2 separate regions of the Homo sapiens genome follow, and region 1 is linked to region 2. A link is a loop called in an ENCODE intact Hi-C map of the cell type or tissue named here. Cell type or tissue: PC-3. All regions are shown on one strand. Links, peaks and the distances in the headings refer to the core of each region. The heading gives the core; the rest is flanking DNA. Region 1 overlaps TMTC1 (transmembrane O-mannosyltransferase targeting cadherins 1). Region 2 has its middle 14 kb from the start of TMTC1.

The links. Peaks named below come from ENCODE experiments on the same cell type or tissue, not always from the same donor. Only the 100,000 strongest peaks of a DNase experiment are listed, where the experiment ranks them.
Region 1: it touches region 2 in a loop (2.8-fold over the local background); 37 of 110 quality-filtered maps call a loop at or near these places.

The regions. Positions count from the first base shown.
Region 1 is chr12:29,562,156-29,570,496 of GRCh38, reverse strand. The region is part of intron 9 of TMTC1 (transmembrane O-mannosyltransferase targeting cadherins 1); the gene reads left to right. LOC124902909 (a long non-coding RNA gene) reads right to left here. Exons shown (of 3, transcript XR_007063259.1): 3 at 8,191-8,256. Among named protein-coding and RNA genes, the nearest start is that of OVCH1, 69 kb to the right of the region's middle. In PC-3, for the core only: no CTCF peak of the experiment used is centred there; DNase peaks (open chromatin) are centred at 3,836, 4,256 and 4,586; H3K4me3 peaks cover 676 bases; H3K27ac peaks cover 1,839 bases.
Region 2 is chr12:29,793,479-29,801,819 of GRCh38, reverse strand. No RefSeq gene overlaps it. Among named protein-coding and RNA genes, the nearest start is that of TMTC1, 14 kb to the right of the region's middle. RefSeq lists an enhancer at 5,873-6,374. In PC-3, for the core only: no CTCF peak of the experiment used is centred there; a DNase peak (open chromatin) is centred at 4,799; H3K4me3 peaks cover 497 bases; H3K27ac peaks cover 1,222 bases; H3K27me3 peaks cover 1,311 bases.

The sequences.
Region 1 (8,341 bases), core at 100-8,099, 230 kb after region 2:
AAGAATTATAAGTTCCAGAGGAATAATTGTATCAAAGCTTTTTGTTGAAGAAGTTTTATATTACAGAATAGAAGATCATTTTTAAGATTTAATCAAGAATTCTATTCTTTCATTGGAAGACAGTTTCCAAAATGTTCATAATGCTTATCTCTGGTGGGTAAGATTATAGATTGATTTTTTCCTTTATAATTTTTTGTGTGTTCCAGGTGTTCCACAATGAACATCTATTCCTTTTGCAATGAGGAAATGTCATTTTTTAAAAGGCATATTCCTTCAAGGGTACATATAAAGTATACTTGGGCTTTAATAATTAATTACTATTTATCAATTTTAGATGGCATTCTTGAAGGGAGAAAAAGGGCAGTAAGTTTGCCTGAAACTTACATGGTTGGTAGGAAATGTATCAGTATCTTTTTAATTGGTTTTATTATAACAGACTATTTTCTGTCAAGTTCAAAAAGAAAAGTAAGGCAGACCCTCAGGCATAACTTGGAGCAAAGGTATAAATTAAACAAAATTCTCTGGCAGTTGATTTTACAGAATTATAGTAGCTGGTTGGGTACTTCCGTTTCTTTGCTGTGAAACAATACAAATAAATGTTTGCTTCAGCAACTGTGCTTCTGGAAGAAATATGTCCCTTGAGACATGGGGAAAAACAATTAAAGCTATAAATATATTACATATAGTAATTAGTGAAAGAGTTTATGCTTTCAGACTAGATTCAAAATACTTCTGGTTAAAAATATCATTTTTGTGTGGATACCTCTGTGGTGAATTTTCAACGGATGTGGGTATTTTTGTTGTTGTTGTTTTTTAAGAAATAGATTGTCACTCTTTGTGTTAGAGGGAAAAGGAAAATACCAGAGCTATTCATCATTTTGATGATTATTTATCCTTGGTAACTGGAAGATTGCCTTTATTTTGATGTTGCTATTTCTTTGTGGAAGTTGCTGAGACAGGGATTCCTCTCCCTCCCAGCTGCTCCACCTCTACTTCAACTTTAGAGTATCTGATGTTTTTCATATTTGCACACAGCAAGAAAGAGAGTGATTAGGGAAATGCAATGTTAAAGGCGCTATTATCTGAAATCAATTCCAGCAATTATCCATTACTGTTGTAATGACTGAATAGATCTCAAAGGCAATGGTGAAATTAATCATAAGGGCTGTACCTATACCAGTCTCTTTTTGGCTGGCTTACAATGCTAAAAATAGCACTATAATAAGTTAGTAATTATGTATGACATGAATATTCTGCTTCTTTTAAATTTTTTTATTTTTTGAATAATGCAGAAGTCACTGACTTCTCCTTCCTCTTTACATCATTTATAATATTTCTGTAGTATAAGGGAAATCTCCCCTGGAAAATATTGCATCTAAGGTCACGTATTCAGTTTAAGATTCAAATCATCAAAGAAAAATGTCAAAACCCTTTTCTTAAATCCTCAACAAACATCAAGTGTTAGCTTTGCTTTGCTGTGAGGGGCAGCTCTCACATTTATTACTCCTGCAGTAATAATAAAGCTTGGGATTATCTATGCTGGAGATTCAGAAAAACACTGACAGATCTGCCATAGACCTCCAGAGCTCTCCGACTGTTCGGTTACCCTGGAGAAGGTTTCTAACATTCTACCTTGTGTGATGGGAGTAGAAAGTCCAGAGACCACCCAACAAGTCAGCCCTTCCTACACAAAAACTCCCAAGAAATGCCTCAGCTAATAAGCCCCGAAAGAGAAATAGTGATTCTCCCTGAATAAAGTCAAGATATTGATGTGTACTTGGCCATGTGTGTACTTTGTCAAATACCTTAAAAAGTCAGTTAAAAATGGAGAATCATAAAACAAATTAAGCAAACGCTTGAGTATTTTATTTTACCCTGAAATTTCAAATGTACATCCATTCACCAATCTTCTGATGTCAAATCAAATCCTTCTCTTTAAGTAAGAATCTTCTGATTAGAATCTGCAAAAGCACCTCCATAATTCATTGCTATGAGTCTCAGTTTTGATATTTAAAACTGGAATGAAAATTTAAAGAGATTTGCAATGTAATTTGAGTAGACTGAGATTTTTCTGATTTTTCTCCTCCAGTCTTTTACAATTATTTCACTCACATCTAATTCAACAGTGATTTTTTTGAACTTCTTTCCTTTTTGAGCATTTTCAGAGCATTTACTTATTTTCCATAGAAATAATTCCTCTTCACACTTAAATTTTATCGCTTTGCAAGACCAGGCTCTTTTCTCCCGGTGTAACTAAATTTTGTATTGTGCTTTTAATGCTCCTATACAAAAGAAATCTCCACTCACTATTTAATTGCCTAACACATGGGAAGGGGTAGAACTAAAATCTTTCTGATTAGAATGTTTAATGCATAACATAGAGACTTGTTATGATAATAGTGCCTACTGATATAATTCTTTGTATTCCCTCCCATATGGATCACAGGAACTTTGTAAGGACATTGCATTAGGCTGCAGTACATGTATGTGGAAAAAGAAAGTAATAAAGGATTGAGTACTGAAGAGACACCATATCATTAGAGTCTAAAGAAATCTAACCATGTTTAATTAACCAATGTTTGCTGATGTCTTGAATATATCAGTAAGACTACTTTATTATAATTCCTTTTAATAATGCTGTTTATAAAACCATTTTCTGTCACGTTCAAACAGAAGAAATAAGGCAGACCCTAAGGCACAGCTTGGGGTGAAGTTTGAACATGTTTTAAAAACCAGGAGTCAATGAGTATTTTAAAAAGTCCTTCACACAGCCTATTTTAAGTGAACATTTAAGATAACTCTCTCATGACTACAGGTGGACTTGGATACCAGCTGCCATGTATTTCTGGGAGGAATTAAAATCTCAATACCATTTGTTAGCCAGGTTTAACAGGTGGAGATGTGTTCTTCAGCTGATGTGGTATTTTCATGTATAAAAGCTCAAATATGCTTTCTAATATCACAAGTAGACACGAAATTATTTTTGTTGCTTCTTGTTGATGAAATTACATTCTCAGTATATATATGCTGTGTTAATTAAATCTGGCAGTTTTATTCATGAGCTCAGGAAATTAAACATTATTTCATTTAGAAAAAAAAAACGAATTTAAGTCACATTGTGGCCATACTTATGAGCTGAATTTCAAAATGAAATCTCCATAATGTATTTTCAGAAAAGTTTCACTTTTTCTGGCTATCTTAGACCACTTTTTCATTTTAAAAACTCTCTTATGCATGGTTCCCCAGAAAACAGAATCCAAGGCAAAGATTTGCAAGCAGGAAGTTTATTAAGGAGCACCCTCGGGAACACCAGGGCAGCAGAAGAAAGGAGATGTTGAGTAGAATGCAGTTCCAGCTGAGGCCTCAGCTGATCCCATGGGGAGCTCTGGAACTGGGATGTCCCCTTAGAGGTGTCATGAATGGAGGCAAGAGATTTACTTTTAAACCCCGCTTTCAACCAATCGCTGCATCCAGGACGGGAGTCTAGCCTTGGGGAGGCAACTCCCTGAGGCTGAGAGCAATTCCCAGAGAGGAGGTGGACTCTGAGCTGCCAGCAGCCAACACTCCTAGCAGCCGGGAGAATATGCACTTCAGCCTTGAAGGGGAACTTTACACCAGCTGTGATTTCTTGTATAAGTAAATATGGCAGGTTTAGCAAAATAGGGTTGAGATTTTCTGTTAAAAATGAGAATAGGGATGCTGCCTACCTCATAGGGTTGGAGGATTACAAGATAATTCATATAAAAGACTTAAAGCAATATCCGTAAGCAATGAGGGCAATGACACGCTCAGTAAATATGACTAACACACACAGAATCTGACCACCTCCCTCCACGTCCACTGTCCCCTCCACCTCTCAGCTAGACCGCAGCAATATGCTCCTAACTGGTGTTGTGGTTTTCACCTTTGCCCTGCTTTCCTTCAGTCTGTTCTCAATACAGCAGCCCCAGGGATCTTCAGTGGGGTGGCCCAGCACTTGTGGAGGTCGAGATGGGTGGATTACATGAGGTCAGGAGTTCAAGACCAGCCCCGCTGGAGCCCCACTCACAGCAATCTGGAGCTCAGAAGGCTCCAGCCACCCCACCTCACTTACGGGGAAAGTGGGCGGCCCTGCAGCAGCCTCCATGCTCGCCCTGCACCACCTGCCCCCTTACTCCCCCTGACACACCTCCTGCTATTCTTCTTGCTTACTTGGCTCCAGACACACTGGGCTGCAGGCACGTGCATGCCAGCCACATCACCTTCCTGTTTCAGGGGTTCTGCGTTCTGTTCTTTCCTCCTAGAACCCTTCCCCCCTTACCTCAATGGCTGCCTCCCTCACACCCTTCAGCACTCCTCATATGTGTCATCGGCTTCTCCATGAGGCCTCCCTGGGCCACCCCACTGAAGACCACAAGCACCACCAGCATCCCCTGTTCCCCCTCTTTGCTTCATTTTTCTCCATTTATCACCCTCCGCTCTACTCACCTATCGTTTTGTTAATTGTGTGTCCCTCCTCTACCCAGTAAACTGCATGAAAGCAGAAATCTTTGTCCTTATCCCCAGCATGAAGGAGAGTGCCAGGAACATGGCACTGAGTAAATATTTGTTGAATGGAACAATGCTACATGTAAACTTCTTTATACTGTGGTTTTTTGTGTTTGTTTTTTGAGACGGAGTCTCACTCCTGTTGCCCAAGCTGGAGTGCGGTGGTGCGATCTCCACTCACTGTGGCCTCTGCCTTCTGGGTACAAGAGATTCTCTTGCCTCAGCCTCCCAAGTAACTGGGATTACAGGCACCTGCCACCACACCTGGCTAATTTTGGAATTTTTAGTAGAGGCGGGGTTTCACCATGTTGGCCAGGCTGGTCTTGAACTCCTGACCTCATGTGATCCACCCATCTTGACCTCCCAAAGTGCTGGGGTTACAGGCGTGAGCCACTCCACCTGGCCTTATACTGTGTTTTTAAAGTATGTGAATTACCTGGAATGTTTTAAAAGGTAACTGAGGTATAATGTAAAACCTAAATGTCGTCAATAGCAGAAGATCCTAAATTACGTCTATCTTTTCCTCTTCCTGAGTGCTAGATTGGCAAGGGGTAGACTTGCGATGGATAATTTCATGTCAGCTTGGATGGGCCATGATACCTAGATATTTGGTAAAACATTATTCTAGATGTTCCTACAAAGGTGCCTCTTGGATGAGATTAACATTTAAATCAGTAGACTTTGAGTAAAGCAGATTATCCTCCAGAATGTGGGTAGGCCTCATCCATCCCGTTGAAGGACTTAACAGAAAAAGACAGACTTCCCTGGAAGGAGAGAAAATCCTACCCACAGACTGCCTTCTGGATTCTAACTGCAGCTCCTCCCTGGGTCCCCAGCCTGCCGCCTACCCTGCAGATTTTGGACTTGCCAGCCCCCACAATCATGAGAGCCAGTTCCTTAGGATAAATGTCTCCCTAAATGTAAATATACACATCCTGTTGCTTCTGTTTCTCTGGAGAACCCTGATTAATTCAGATTTTCCTCTTTTACTACCCTGCTCATTTTTCACGCCTAAGGCTGATCTCTTCTTTTCTGCTCAAGGTTCCATAATTTCCAGTTTCTCAGAGCTTATTTATAATCCTCTGTTTAAATCCTTTGCTTCCTCCCCTTCACCTGGCACTTTCCCATTAATATTTAAATATTCTCTAGTTGCTCCTACCATCAAACAAACAAACAAACAACCGAGCCTGTCTGTATCTCTTGTTTTCCTCCTCCTGCCATTCATCTGTGTGCTTCCTTATCTCCTTCCTACCTTTTAAGTGTCAAAATTTCCCAGAAAGTTGCAATGTCTTCCTTATTTTCTCTCATTACTCAACTACATTCTGGCATCAGCTCCCTCCCCACATGTGAAACTGCTCTCCCCAAGTCACCAGCTACCTCCATGCAGATAATTCCAATGGACCATGCTTGGGCATCAAATTACCTAACTCTCAGCAGCATTTGACTTTGTTGACCACTTCCTCCTCCTTAAAGTAATTCTTTTTTAGCATCTGTGACACCATGCTCTCTTGCTTTTTCTGCTCCTTCTTTAGATTGTCCTGCCTCCACCAACCCTTAATGGAAGAGTTCTCAGGACCCTCTCCTCCTTCCCTACATCTTGTTCTCTTCTCAATCTTTGCTTTTTAAGGGGTTCCTTCAGTCCCAAAGGCTTGTTAGCATCTGTGTATATGCTGGTTGACCCTCAAATCTATGACTCTACCATTATCTTTCCCCTGATGATCAGAGCCATCTACCCAGCTGGACATTTTCACAAATTGCCCTCTGCACCTCAAACTTGACTGGTCATCTTCTCCCCAAAACTTGCTCCTTGTCCTTTATTTTCCTCCTTTCCATTCTCTGCTTCAGCCAGAATAAAATCCTTTCAGTTTCTCAAGTTCTGTTTGGTTTTGCTTTCTCTCCTTGGAACCCTTTCCTTCATCTTCCTGCTCTTACCCCTCCCTCGCACTCCCAGTCCCCTTTGTTGCTGCCCCTCCCAGTAAAGCATCGTCTCTCCTGGAAAAACCTTGGTGAATGTCTCAGGCGCCTCTCATTTGCCCTCGTCCTGTATGCTCCTGTCAGCTCCAGCTCAGCTTTACTGCTCTGTCTGCTCTCCTCACAGTGCATTAGAGTCCGTTGGTTTTCCTGTTTCTCTTCTACCACAGGGCGCTCTTGAGGGCAAGGACAGCTTTCTCTTTAATGCTGTGTGCCCTTAGCAAACGGTCTGGCACATTGTACGTGCTTTATACATGCTTGTGAAAACAAAGTCTGGACGAACATAATGCATAAAATCTCGATCACAGGGCTCTTAGAGTCAGAGGACAACTCCATAAGGACAAACAGTGTTTCTCAATGGCAGAGCTCTTGATATTTTGCAGAACAACTTTTCTTTGTGCAGAACTGTCCTGTGCATTGCAAGATGTTTCACACCCCTAGCTCCTGCCCATTATATATCAGGAGTAATACCCAGTTCCTGCAGTGGGTATTCAAAACATACCCACTCTCCTCCCCACTCCTCATGATCTCCTTACTTGGCAGTTATTAATTAGGAATATGAACATCCTTTTCCTGCCCACCATTGTCTCTTCTCTGAGATAATCCATCAACCAGAGTGCACTCATGCTAGGAAGTGTTAGTGCAACAAGGATCCCAGGTGCACACTGATCTGTCACACAGAAACCACACAGGATTTTGAATGTCCTTATAACCTTGGATATAGCTTTTTCAATTACACGTGTCTGGAATTCCATTTGGTCTTGAGCATATTGGAAAAACTTGGAGAAAATTGCTCTGGTGCCTCTGGGGATCATTTGCTTCAGATGATGAAGGATTGACAGGCTTTGGAGGGAGTGCTGGACAAAGAACATTCCTACATTCTTAAAATGGAGAGGGTTACTTGCCCTTCACATCTGAGAACTCTCAGTATAGGAGAAACAGATGGACACAGAATGACTTGAGTGTTCACTAGGTTAGTGATGAAGAAATAATGGGTGTAATTTTGACTGATGGGAGCAAGTTGAAAGCTATCAGCAACAGTGAAGAGTGTGATTTTTCAGAGGATGAAAAATCCATGTGAGGAAGGAGAACTGGCTGCTTCAGCCTGGCATGGGTTCATCAGGGCTAGAGGGAGCCAGTCAAATCACCCAGAGGTCCTGCAGCTGACCCCAAAATATTAAATGTATGTAGTGTAACAGGTGTGGTGATGGATATTTTTATACCCACCATCTCATTTGTTCATGTAGAAGCCCATTTATTCACAGAGAAGGTCAATATGTTATTAAGCTTACGTTTTTAAAGAAAGCAACTAAAGCACAGACATGAATTCAAACTCACATAGCTGGAATGCCTCTCATGGCTTCTGACTCCAAATCCAGTTATTTTTCCACTCCACCAAAGCAGTTTCCTATCTATTCTGCCACAAAAACCAAAGTTCACCCCAAGCCTCTGAGAAAGGTTAATATGTTCACCATTTCTATTTAAAGGAATAGAGAAATACTTAATTCAGTAAACTTCCCAACCCCTAGCAGTAAATTCTCAGGAATCAGGTTCAGCCATTTAAAATGATTCATTTCCTAAGGGCACTCAAGAGCCATGGCTTTACTCTGCATAGTCTTGGAAAATTGACTGGGAGGAGCCCTTCTGCATCACTGTTGGAGGTCATCCATTGTGCAAGGTCAGATAATTTAGCTGGCCCCTCTTGAAGAGTGCGTCACATTTCCCTGAATTGCAGTTGAGGCTTTTTCCCGAGGCTATCTGTAATGGATCAGAAGGAGTACGGTGCAAGATGAAAGTGGTAAAACTTATTTGCTAGGTGTTAATGGCAATTTCAAACAATTAA
Region 2 (8,341 bases), core at 16-8,015:
CTTGGGATCCCGCCCTGACCTTCTGCCTTGTGATCTTTTGTTGCCCTTGAAGCATGTGATCTCTGTGACCCACACCCTATTCGTACACTCCCTCCCCTTTGAAAATTGCTAATAAAAACTTGCTGGTTTTGCAGCTCAGGGGCATCACGGAACCTGCTGACATGTGATGTCTCCCCCCGACACCCAGCTTTAAAATTTCTCTCTTTTGTATTCTTTCCCTTTATTTCTCAGACTGGCCAACACTTAGGGAAATAGAAAAGAACCTATGTTGAAATATCGGGGATGGGTTCCCCTGACACTTATGTAAAATATTGATGAAAAATAAACCTATACTGCCTTAGCCTGTCTCCTTCCTTGGGACCTCTTTTTCTAACTCAGCAGTGAAGGGTTAATGCCCAACATAGTTGGGGGCTTTCAGAAGCTAGCTCCAGAACCAAGGCTGGGCTCATTTCTGATTGGTCAGTGTTGATCGTTGCCCATGGCAAGAGTCATTAGACATGGAATTATGAATATCACCTCTGGATGTGACCCTTTTAGATCTTGGCTCCAGGAATATACAATATCAATATTATTTACATTGAATAAGGTTTGTGTTGTTTTACTGTTGTTTTGGTTGTCTTAGAGATAGGGTCTTGCTGTATTGTCTAGACTGGGGTGTAGTGGCATAATCATAGCTCACAGCAGCATCAAACTCCTGGGCTCAAGCCATCCTCCCACCTCAGCCTCTCAAGTAGCTGGGACTAAAGGCACATGCCACCATGGCCAGCTAATTTTGTTTATTTTCTGTACAGATGAGGTCTCACTATGTTGCCTAGGCTAGTCTCAAACTCGAACTCCTGAACTCAAGTAATCCTCCCACCTCAGCCTCCCAAAGTCCTGAGATTACAGGTGCGAGCCACAGTGCTTGGCCCTGGTTGATTTTTTTTTTTTTTTTTTTTGAGACAGAGTCTCACTGTCTCCCAGGCTGGAGTGCAGTGGCACGATCTCGGCTCACTGCAAGCTCCGCCTCCCGGGTTCACACCATTCTCCTGCCTCAGCCTCCTGAGTAGCTGGGACTACAGGTGCCTGCCACCACACCCAGCTAATTTTTTGTATTTTTAGTAGAGATGGGTTTTCACCATGTTAGCCAGGATGGTCTCAATCTCCTGACCTTGTGATCCACCTGCCTCGGCCTCCCAAAGTGCTGGGATTACAGGCATAAGCCACCCTTCCCGGCTGATTTTTGTATTTTTTATAGAGACAGGGTCTCACCATGTTCCCCAGCTGGTCTTAAACTACTGGACTCAAGCAATCCTTCTGCCTCTATATCAAATAGTCTTTTAAATAACATTAAATCACATTTCATACTATAATAAATAAAGCCATATTAAAATATGGAAAAATACTTTAATGAACTCTTTTTTCTAATGAACTATTACTGTGTTTTTCTGAACCCCTCTTTCATCATTAGCTGAGGCCAGTTTTCCATGGATGATATCATGCTGATATTTCTTTCCTATTCACTTCTCAAGAGTTATAACATTAGGTCTTTCTGCTTATTTTTTTTAAGACCAACTATCTGATTCCAAATTCCTCAGTGGGATGAAATCTCACTTTTAGGACTCTTATTTCTGGTGCAGACCTCCTTGTTTAGAACAATTTCCCCATCCGCCTCTGAGCTGTGTCTTGTTGCTTGCCAGAAGCCGCTGGGCATCTAAGATGTGTGAGCACTAGAGCCTCCTTGCACAGAGCTGGTGGGTCACTGAAGGCTGGCCTCACCACAGCCCCCAGAAGGTGAGTTTTGTCCTAGGGGTAAGTATTACAGTTCCCTCTGCTCTTGTTTATCTCCACAAACACCCAAATCTGCTTCTGTTCCAAGACTGTTTCATTCCAGACTGATTTTCTTTTGTATTTGAATGACCACCAGCATTTTCCCCCCTTGAACTCTGGCTGCTGATCCATTCTTTGTCTTAATTCCTCTATTCCTCTCTCTGCTGCAGTTCTCATCACTGACATAGCCAGGCCATTACTCTGTTTTTGCCAAGCCCTGTGGGGCAGAGCTGGCATTTTCTGAGCTAATTTCTTCTGAGATGTAATTGAGATACTGTAAAGCCTCCACAGAGTTCAGTTAAACTCCTCAAATGGAATCTGGGCAGACAGCTTGGTAAATTGAATTTTAGAAGAGCCAAGCTCATTTTGACATTAAAGAAACACTGTGATATGAAAAGGTAACAATTTAACAATAGTTAGCAAAACAAAAAAAAATTTCTATAAGGAATTGTTCTCTATTTACACCTGAAGAGTAAAGAGAAATGATCTTAAATTATAGCTATTCATTAGTGTTGGATAAAAGACAAACTTAGGAAAGAGAAACTTTAGAGTAAGAAATTGAGAACTGTCTTTAAGAAATTGAGAAGGTTTTAGAAGATTTGCAGTAGTTTTAGATGAGTCTATCTGGAGGAAGAGTACTGACCCGGGAGATGTCTTCCAAAAGGAAAACCAGTGTCAATGGTTCTAAATCAGAAGTCAGGATTATCATCACTCAGTAGAAGGAACAAAGTAGAAAGTAAACTCTATATCTAATGATAACCCTTACATCCTCCAGGGTGTGAATTTATTCCATTTCACCCAGAAATCTATAAAATTCTATAGATGTGTTACTTTATATTTTTGTAAGCTTGGAAGATAATTGTAATACACATTTTAATAGAAAAAGAGAAAAAATGAATTTTTTCTCTTGCCTCCAGGAAATTTGAAACATCCAACTTCTAGAAATCCTGTCTTCTATCCGTTTGTGAATACATACAAACATATATTCATTCCACCAGTGAACAAGTGTCTGATTTCTTACTGTGTGTAGACATTCTGGTCAGTTTGGGGGTAGACAGCAGAGTGTGGATCCTACTTTCGGTAGTGTAAGCACTGGGAAAGTGGTTTACAACAGTTGGCATTTATAAAGCAGAAAAATACTTGTGAGGTCATAGCTTTCCGACTGTAAGTCAGTTGTATTATTTCAAACTTTATATTTTCATTCTTTAAGGTGATTTGTATTCATTGTCTTTACTAAGTGTATTCATATTCTTTATTTCTACTGCCTTACATATTCCAGTGTAGGAAGAAAACATTAGAGAAAAGTATCACCTTTCCACTGTCTGTCTACTTAAAAACTTCATCATTGTTCTATTATGGGTTCGTTAAGAAGGAATTGGCTAGGAAAATGGAGTAGTTGCTAGTAATCGGCCCTTTTGGCTTAGTTGCCTCTCATTCTTTTTCAAAAACTTACGTGTGTGTGTGAAATGCCACACCTGTACGATGTGCATAAAACATAATTGTATAGCATGATGACAAATTCTACATTTTTTCCTTTTTCCAGACAATTCAATGATCTCAGAACACCTCAAGCCTACGTGTCTTCTTTTAATTTACATACTACTGTTGTCCTAAATCTTGCTCTTTTTCTAAAAATACTTCATCAAAAGATGATTTACATGCCATAAAATGCATCCTTTTAAAGTGTACAAGTCAATGGATTTTAGTGTTCTCATAGCATTGTGCAAATATCACCACAATCTAATTTTAAAACACTTCCATCACTCTGAAAAGAAATCCTTTGCTTTTTAACAGTCACCAGCCTCTCTCCTGCCTAGCCCCTGGGAACTGGTAATTTACTTTCTGTCACTACAGATTTGCAAGCAGGGAATTTCCCACTAGATTTAATCATATATTACCATATTTACCACTTACGTTGCATTCTATTACTTCCTCCATTGCTGTGCCTTTCATCACAAATCCTTTTCATTCTATTGGAAGACCACTTTTACAATTTCCTTTAGTACCGGTCTTCTGGTGATAAACTCTTTCCATTTTTTTTACTAAAAGTGTTTCTTTCACATTTGTTAAGATGGTCAAGATCCCTAGAAGCTGAGTTGCAATTGGTGGGAGTGGTGACCAACTTCTAATCCCTCTTCACTTCTAATGCCATTCTTCAGGGCCCCACTCCTATGTACAGGATGGATTACCAGGGTCCCCACACCCTGTGGGCCCTGCTCTCCTTGGAGACTCTCAGTGTTCTCTGCTTAGCCTCTCACTCCTCCCCAGCACAGAAGGGGCCCCAAATTCTGGGCTTGTCCTTTCTCTTTCCCTGGCCTGACACTTCTCTGTTCTTAATGATCTGATGTTATGAGGCAAATAGTGTTGTTGTTTAATCTGGTTTTCTATGGATCTTTAGAGGGAAGGTTAATTGGAATGACCTAGTCTCCCCATGACAGGGAGGAAAAGTCCCTCTCACTCGTTCTGTGCCCAGAACCTTCCTATTTTCTCCAGAGTTAGTACTACAAAGACAACATTTCACTATCACCTACCTTAGTGACTTACTACAAATGGAGCAAAAGAGATTTATCTTCAACCTTGCAACTTTAAAGGAAAAAAAAAAAACAGATTCCCTTGAAAATCCTAGAAAAAGGCTATCTTTGGAAAAATATGTCTTTATTACAGCTTCCTAGTTTTTTGCTAGTTCGTTTTCACCATACGCTCAGCTTCACAATTTTTTTTTAAATGTTAAGCAGATTGAAAAAGGGGATAAACATAAAATAGCTGGATAACTTTGCGAGTAACCGTGGGGAAGTATGAAAATTGTTTATGAAGTAATCATTAAACACTTAAGCCATGAGATGATGAAGATTAACGTTTTGGAAAGAAAAGTTATTAAAGTTTCTTTGAGAAGCAACTTGATCCTGGCAGCCAAATTAGAAACAACAGAGCAGCTGTGTGACTCATTGGCCAGAATTCCTTACGCATTCTCTGGCACCAGGAATTGAGAAGGTTTATAGTCTCAATCCTGCAACTGCAATGAGGCAATCGTGAGTAAAATAAACTGTGGTTGTCCAGAGTAAATGCAGGTTAGGCTGATAACCACATTCTCCTTCAAAGTAAATCAATAAATCAATCAGTAGTCAGGAATTGAAAAGCAGATATTTAATAGTCGCTTAGTAGTAGTTATTCCATGTTACTACAATGGCGAGAAATGGCAGTAGTGAGAAAATTGCTAAGGGAAAAAAGAGAGAAAAATCTTCATCATCACCATCACAATATTTTATCTTAGCTAACGTGTTGAGCACACCTTGCTATGGCACTCTTCAAAGCTCTTGACTTACCTCTTTTAATCTTCACAACTGCCCTCTGGGGTTTGTTCACAGTTTAGAAAACTGGAACCCAGTCTAGCAATGATTGGGAGTGAAAGGCCCAATTCTCTGTACATATCTTGACCAGAAACCATGTAAAGTAAAATAATTCATTCAGGAACTGGTGTGAATAGTTGGAGAATCAAAATTCTGCTAATGTTAGGAAACACAGATTCAATGAAATCTTCCTATCCATAAACAATTTATTTTCAATTTGGAGGCAAATATAACACACAAAACCCCTAATATTGGGTTTAGTGGTGATAAATTATAGCTAAAACTATATTAATTATCGGGGCCCTTATTTTTGCCTATATTTGTTTAAAATGGCTCTCAGGCATATTTTTCATGGATTTCTCACACTTTTAGGCATCAGTATTCATAGAAATACTCTAATATGGCCATATAAGCCTTGTATGGTAATTTTCAATTATCTGGTACTATATTTGCAGAATAGTAAAAATTCTTATAGAAACTTCCTTAAAAGAATCTCAAAGTACAAAAGATGTAATCTTCTTAGTCCTCCTTAAAAATTTATTGGTAATACATTTATTCAAATGGAAGTGATAAAATCTAAAGCTATGGAAACACTTTGTAAGTGCTAGACTTTCATTTATGTGGAAGATGCATTATTATGTTTTAGGACCCGTGCCTCCTTGCAGCCATCTTCCACTGGCTCAGGGACTGTAAAGGGGTTTCCACTCACAGGCCAACCTATTAACAGAGAGTGGCAGTCTGGGAGGCAGTGTTGAGAGCGGTTTTAAGGTTGCATCTGGAGTTAATGTGCAAAACTATCACAATTGGTTAGTCATGTTTTTTATGTGCACAGAGAGTAAGCGGGTTTATGGCATGTTGTATGGGTTTGCTATCACTGTCACTCCTGATAGCACCTTTTGGGAGCTGTTATCTGAATTTTGGGCCAAGTGTGAAGGGAACAGATTAACATTTGAATGTTTCCGTAAATACAAGTAGGTAGCAATGACAGCATTGTCAGGTAACTCCTTTTCTTAGAAGTAGGTGTAATGCTAATTGTCTGAAAAAAAAGTTGTCAGATGAATAAAATGGATTCCTAATCTCTTAAACTACATAATGGAGAAAGAATGAAATCACTGAGCAAATGTGAGATGAAAGAGACAGAGGATGTGAAAGAAACTGTGAAGCCAGAATCTGCTTCTACTTTGTCTTCTGTCTAACTGGAAAGACCACAATATTCAGCTCTTAGCCAAGATGTGCAAAAACTTAAAATTATTTAAAAACAACAATGGCTACAACAAAAACCTGGCTGCCTCATTTACAGTAACATGGCCAAAAAGAAAATCTAAAAGACATTTTAGAAGAATTTTTTTGTAAGGTACTGCGGAGCCTGAAAAGATTCATTCGTATTCCTTTACATTAACTCACACATGGAAAAATAGTCCAAGAAATAAGACTTAGCAGCACAGCTAGGAAAGATGGGAGATTGTAATTTCTCAAGGGAAATTATCTGTCTCTAGATATAATCTTTATTTCTTGGCAAAGAAAAACTAGCATGGTAGATTTCCCAACTTCTTTAATAACATAAGATGCAAGCCATGTCATTGACTTATGGCAAGTATTTTATTAGGTCCTGGGTGCCCTGAGCCCATTAATTTTGGCTGCCCCAAGGCCATTGTTTGCCAGGAGTATTTAAACTAGCTGGAGAGAATTATATGAATAGGATTGCCTGTCAAAACAGGCCTGGCTTCATGGGTGTGCAACTTTTGTAGTCATACAGAACCCTGTACTTAGATGAACTCAGTGTATAGAAGGACTTCACTTTTGGTTTGATGTGCCACTGTCACCATCCTGAAATTCTTAATAACTTTAGAACAAAGGGTCCTTCATTTTCATTTTACATTGGGCCCTACAATTTATGTAGCTAAACCTGCTAAGAATTGGGGTTGGGGCACAGTGGACCTCAACACCATCAGTGAGGTGGTGAATTCCTCAACAAAATCATTTTTGTAATTCAATACAATGCAAGTAAGTATGACCCATTAAATAGAACACATTAAAACAAAGTATTACTGTACAATATGGCAGAGAAAACACTTAATACTGATGACTGTAATAAATATTTTATATAGACTAACCAGAATTTTACATTTTCCTCATTATTTGTTCTCTTTTCTAAAACAGCCATCAGTATTGAGCTTCGTCATCTACAAACTAGCAATTACGTGTGAGTTCTTGATGTTAACTCCCCAGCAGTTCTCCTGCAGTGGCTCTAGGTTTTTGAGGGCTTGCTACTTACTTACATGTTTTTTGGTTTTATTTGTTTGCTCTTGGAGCCTTTTCTTGAAACTTTAAATAGAAGAAAAAAGAGAGCTTAACATAACATTTTTAAAGGTACCTATTGCTCTTCTTGTATTCTTCTTGAGGGGTGGCTGAGCGTGTGTAGCGTGCATGTGGTATGCATGTGGTAACATGTAGTATGCATGCTCATGAATGTTGCACACATGTTGCATGCATGCAGCATGCATGTTCTGGCAAGTCACGTGCATGATGTACAACCGTGGTATGCATATTGTCTGCATGCCTACTCATGAACACATACTGTATGCCTGTAGTATGCATGTTGTATGAATGTTGCACACACCTCACAGAAAGTGGCATGTACGTAGCATGTTGCATGCATGTTATGCGCAAGTAGTGTGCATGTTGAATGCATACTGAATGTGTGTAGCATGAATGCTGTATGCATGTAGCTTGCATGTAGAATAAATGTCCAATGCATGTGCCATGCATGTTGTAGTGTGTAGCATGCTTGTTGCAACTATAGTAAGCATGTAGCATACATGTAGACTGCATATTGTAGCATGCAATGCACATGTTGCAAGAATGTAGTACACATGTTGCACACATGATGCTTGCATAGTGTAGCATGTAGTGCACACGTTACAAGCATGTAGCTTACATGTGCCATGTAGTGCGCACATATCACGAATTCAGCAAACATGCTGTACACATGTCGCTACATGTATGTTGGGACATGCAGCACACATGTTTCAAAGTGCACATGTTGCAGTGTGTATTGTGCATGCTGCATGCATGTTTCACACATGTAGCTTGCATGTTGCAGTATGCAGCAAGCATGTTAAAAGCATGTAGGTTCCATGTGACATATAGTGCACATATTGCAATCATGTAGCTTGCCTGTTGTG